Regions from separate parts of the Homo sapiens genome. Here region 1 is linked to region 2. A link is a contact called in ENCODE Hi-C or POLR2A ChIA-PET data. All regions are on one chromosome and are shown on one strand. Each heading gives the region's core, a stretch centred on a gene start or an enhancer-like site at or near the end of the contact. The rest is flanking DNA. Distances are from core to core; before and after follow the strand shown.

What was found. Hi-C counts contacts between places; a loop is a spot of excess contacts on that map. ChIA-PET counts read pairs that join two places held with the same protein, here RNA polymerase II (POLR2A). Pooled maps may share reads with other maps.
Region 1: a loop to region 2 is called in a pooled map, with 2.6 times the contacts of the local background. The contact joins the promoter of MYLK4 here to the enhancer-like site in region 2. A Hi-C loop is called at or near these places in 1 of 168 maps with a recorded cell type or tissue (endothelial cell of umbilical vein) and 4 of 50 pooled maps. POLR2A ChIA-PET finds 5 or more read pairs at or near these places in 4 of 52 experiments (A549, HEK293, IMR-90 and 1 more).

What each region holds. Positions count from the first base shown.
Region 1 is chr6:2,749,542-2,752,286 of GRCh38, reverse strand. It overlaps MYLK4 (myosin light chain kinase family member 4), which reads left to right and starts at 1,365. Exons shown (of 13, transcript NM_001012418.5): 1 at 1,365-1,551.
Region 2 is chr6:2,710,934-2,713,633 of GRCh38, reverse strand. The region is part of intron 2 of MYLK4 (myosin light chain kinase family member 4); the gene reads left to right. Among named protein-coding and RNA genes, the nearest start is that of MYLK4, 39 kb to the left of the region's middle. Within about 2 kb of position 1,378, at least 2 of the 41 ENCODE cell types and tissues checked have a DNase peak (open chromatin) inside an H3K27ac peak, as active enhancers do.

The DNA of each region.
Region 1 (2,745 bases), core at 116-2,615, 39 kb before region 2:
CGGGGTGCAGGGCAAGGGGAACTCTGAACTACCTTTGCACCTTTTCTGTAGATGTAAAACTACTCTAAAAGGAAAAGTTTATTACAAAAAAATAAGCTAAGGAGCAGATTCTCCTGGCCTCTGGCTCACTCAAGCCTGTGGTTGGTTTGCTGGAGCCAACGAGATAGGAAGTCTGCTTTTGCGTGGTGGTGGTCCGGGTGGAGGATGTGGTTGGATCAGCAGCAGCCCACACACATCTTGCCTCTGGCAGGGCATTTGTTGCCTTATCAGTACTTCTACACAATTTAATTATACTAACAAAATTGGTAACCTCAAACCAGCTTAGTCTTTGTATAATACTTTTGTCAGATAATTTATCTCCACAAATTTATAGTTCCACTTCATTACTTTTGCTGAAGAACAAAGCTCTCCAATCTGAAAAATAACAAGCGTTTTGTGTTTTAAAAAAGATTTTGCTGTAATTCATTAATACTACATAAAATGGAAAAATATGTATTTTTATTTCACATGGAATGCATCGATCTGAATTAAAAATAAGGTTTTTTTTTTAAAAGAAGCAGAAGAGCAGCAGAGGCTGGTGTTAGAATGGGGCATAGAGGGGCTAACACAGGCTCCAAATAAGAGGTGACAATTGGCCAGGCCCTGAAAAATTGCAGGGTTTTCAAGACTGCAAAGTCCAGCCTCTGGGCAATCAAAGTTTTATGCCACTTCAGTGAATCTAGGGATGCACTACTGTGAGAGTCGGGCAGGTGGGTTGAAATTCCCCTTTCTTGGTCTGTGCAGAAAACTACGGATGAAGTCCTAGTGTTGCTTAAGGAGAATTTATGAAAAATTTATTCCTGTTTCCTGGATGCCTGTGCCTTTGACCTTTCCCTAGAGCTAGAAATGGTTGGAGACTTTGCAAACATCTTTAAGAACTGAGAAAAATAAAACAAACTTGCTAACTGCTTTCAGAAGATCTTCTATATTGCAGTTGGATATGCTCAAAGCGTAAGATGGGCAAACAGAGGTGGCTGTGGGGTTGCCACACCTGGCATTTTCCCTACTGGGGGAAATTTAATGAGCACTTAAATAATCCTGAGTCTGAAAGGGGCAGAAGGTCCAGGCAGATGATTGCCGAGGACAAATCTAGCTTTGTAAATCCGAGAGTATTGACACAATGATACGAGGGAAAGGTGAAGGTGATATTTCATCCAGTGTTCCCGGTTCATCCTCTCCTTACCTGACCTCTGAAATGGAGCCATTGGCCTTGAAAAGCCTGGTGTCTAAAATTAATATTCTTCCCCATCTGACTAAGAAGGCAACAGCTGAGCAACGTGAGATCAAGAGCCATATTAATTTAAACAGGGGCTGAAAGTGGCATTTGAGAGAGAAGATACTTCCTCTCGTAGTGGACACTTGTCTTTTCAGAAGATTTATACGACTGAGAGTCAAAACTTTTACCAGAGACTTTCATAGTCAGTTTGAATTCTGCAAAATTTCTCTTTATCTTCTGGAATGTATGCTCTAGACTTGGAGTGGCTCAAGCTCTTCGATGTGATCCTATCAATGGTAATTATCTTTGTTTATTGTTATAACCTCTCAAATCTCCTCCCCTTTTTTCTAAGTTACCTTCAATAACAAATTGTACCAAACTTCAGGTAGAGCTTAATGTTTAATATTTCTTTGCAAAATTATTGTATCTTAATCCTAAGCTTTTGTTTTAATACATTAATTTTGTGTGGCTTCCTGATCCAACTTGAGTTTCATCTGCAATTAACCATAGTATTTTAGTCGTAGTTTGCCTTAGAAATAGCCATGCATTTGTTTCCTTATTTTAATAATTTTTTCAGGGCAATTTGAAAGAATGCTAAGAATGATCTGTAATATATCTGTAGAGCTCTGGTTGATAGTATTAATATTTGCATTTTTATTTGTTTGAATGTAAGCTCTTTATGTGGATAAGTATAATTTGTTAGAGCAGTGAATTTTAAACACTTTGGAACTCAAGAGTATCATTTTACTATAGGAACTGACAAAACAAAATATTAAGTTTTCTGATGAGAATCACAATACGGTTTTTAAGCGGAGAAAATGCTCGAAGAGGCGCTTTTCGGAAAATCTCCACCAGGGGGCCTCAGTTGTCAGCCATGCGGAACTAGCACAAATTCAAATGTCTCTCCCTCTCCCTGCCTCTCTATGCAATCAAGTGATGTGTACATATAGACATGCGTATATGTCTCTAGTATCAAAGCGAATTATGTATGCTGCATTACTTCATTTGCGAGGAAAGTATTTTAAGGAGAGTGAAAAGACTCTGAACTTCTCGGTACATAGCTGTTAATGCAGATGCAAGGAAAGGTATCTGGGAGTGCTGTCCACGTGAGAAGACTGTAAGGAAATAAATTTCTTTTCACAAATAAACACCACACATTTTAAGGCATAGGTAGAGAAGAGTTCTGGAAAAGGACTCATTCGGGAGCGATCCCTCTGCAGAGGGAGGCCAGGGGAAGCAGAGAGACCCCTTCTGTGATAAGCCCTTCCCACGGGGCTGCAAAACCTGCGGTTCCAATTAAACCCAAAGATACTTTATAATTTACATCCAAGCTGGCCACTTGATCTACGGCTTGTTTTGTGCAATAAGGAGCATATTTCATCACCAGTGAATCTTGACATTGCTTCTTACTGTTTGCTTTTGTAGTTTTAAAGTGAAAAAATTTTTTTTCCTTTTAAAGTTCCAATGTTGGAAACTCAATATGAATGTTA
Region 2 (2,700 bases), core at 129-2,628:
CAGCTTTGTGCCTCCTGTTACGTAAAGGGAGAGCGTTGTTCCAAGTATCAGGGCCATGCATGGATGCGACTCCTATTTCACCAAGCAGTGGCAAAGACTCCACACTGAGACACACACAGAACCTTCTCTTTTGGCCATGGAGAAAGGATTCTGTGCACTGCTCCATTTGTGCAGAACTTGAAAATGCTTGCTGAAGGAAAGACTAAATCAAGTTAGTATTTATGTTGCTTTTCTTTTCTTTTTTTCTTTTTTTTTTTTTGAGACGGAGTTTCACTCTTGTTGCCCAGGCTGGAGTCCAATGATGCGATCGATCTTGGCTCACGGCAATCTCTGCCTCCTGGGTTCAAGCGATTCTCCTGCCTCAGCCTCCCAGGTAGCTGGTATTACAGGCATGCACCACCATGCCTGGCTAATTTTGTGTTTTTAGTAGATATGGGGTTTCTCCGTGTTGGTCAAGCTGGTCTCGAACTCCCGACCTCAGGGGATCCACCCACCTCAGCCTCCCAAAGTTCTGGGATTGTAGGCATGAGCCACCATGCCGGGACTATGTTGCTTTTCTTTTTCCAAAAGCGCTTTCACATGTGTCACTGTATCTTGGCCTCACAATAATCTTTGGATCCAATGGAAACTGTGCCCATTTGACAGAGAAGCATAGTCTTTGAGATGTTAAATGCCTTCCTCAAGGGCACATGTCTGGTTAGCAGAAATGGGATGAGAACCCAGCATCCTGGCTGTAGATCAGTCCTTGGTTTTGAGAGAGAGGATCCCATCCAGGAGTTAACATTTTGTGGATTTAAATGGCCTGCTTTCTTCAGGACTTTTCAGGGTTTGAAGCAAGGTACTCTGTTGAGTGGGGGCAGAGAGTAGCTTGTGTCCAGTTTTTTCTCCATGAAGTCTTGATGTGTGAAAGCCCGATGCAGCCGTCTGGCTCTGTGAAGAGAGGCACGTCTCATTTGGGCCTTCTGAACCTCAGTGGGTCCCACTTAGTGTACCTCAAAATCGTTGGAGGTTCTGTTTGTTTGATTCTGCTTAGCTTAAGTTTAGAAGCTATTGCTTATGACTTTTGTGATCACTAAATCTGTTTCTCAAAACATGAATGTCATAGACTAGTGAATTTGCTGGGTTTTCATTGTCACCATTGTTCTGTTTAGTGCAAGTCAGAGATGACCTTTTACATCACTGGCGATGTACTTTGAATGCCTGTTGGCTCTCTACTTGAGTTTAAAGGGCCTGAAGTAGACACATGGGTCTGGGCAAGCCTACCCATATGTGGCCTATCTTCTGGAATTTGCTAGCCAGGACCTGCATGTCAGAGAGAGTACGTGAGTGCTACTGAACACAGCTGGTGACTGCCGTTGATGGACAAAAGGGAGCCAGCTTAGATTTATAGCTTCTCTCCACAAAGGTCATTTATCATCTCAGGTGGCCTCTGCTGAACATGAGCCCCGGAACATGATGAAGCTGATGTTAAGGGAGAGTGGCATCCGTGCTTGAGGACTTTAGATTACAGTGAGCATTAGTGGAAACATGGTGGTGCTTTTTTTGAATAGACCAGTTAACAGCAGTCCGTCTTCTGCTTTAAAACAAAAGATGAGAAAAATCTACTTCAAATGGCCAGCTCTGAATATATCCTGATACATATTTACCTGCATAATGTATAACTTGTATTTTCATGATTTACATCTTTACAGAAGCACCTTTTGTCAAGGATATCATGGTTGGAGGAAAGAGCTTTAGTTATTTTGAAAAACATTTATCATTTGTATGTTGCTTTTTTGGATGAAATGCTTAGAGCCTACTTTAAAGTTATATACCTTAAAATTTGCCTTTAAAAAAAAAAGATACCCAACTTTAGCATTGTTAAAAGTTGTTTTCAGTTCATGGATAATGTCACATACTAAATGTGTGTCTCAGATGCCTTTCCAAAACATCTTTGCACTTCTTAGCTTATCGAATAAGTGCTGCCCCATTAAAGTGTGTTGCTGTGAGGTCGTGGTCCTTCCATAGAGCTGACACCCCATAGCAAAGCTCATGCAGGATAAACAGAAAATTGTCCTCCTATGTCATAGTAGTGCAAAGTTTGAAAATACAAGGAGCATCTTCCCCCCATTTCATTTTATCTTTATTGAGCCATAGGCAAGAACATTTAATGAGGAGATTCTGAAGTAATTGGAATCTAAGAATATTTAGAACATGGAACCACCTGAGTGTGAAGGTAGGAGGATGCTAACACATCCAGAACACTAACAATAATTTGTAACTTGAGTTCATTAAGAAAATATCATGCTAAAGTCATCTTACTTCCTTTTCTCCATGGTTACTAAACTAGTTGTTGATGGTAATACCATGATTAGATTAATTTCTGCAATTGAGTTTCTTACCATGTCCTTGTGGGAAATTCAGAGGCATGGAAACTGGATAACAACAGCTGGGTGAAACTGTGGCACTGATACGTGTTAATTAATGGACTGATATGAACCTGAGCAGCAGTTCTTGCCATTTTCTGTTGTGGCACACACGGAGGAGGATGTTCCCACCCTGGTCTCATGTACACAGCTGTGTGTGGTTATGCGTAAGCCAGCAGAATGGCCACAGTTCCTCCCCTGTGTCTCCCACTCAGGAAAACACTCCTGGAGACAAGTGAGTGCAAGAAATGTTATTATAAGGAATAAACTTGAAACCACTGATTTGAAAAAAGAA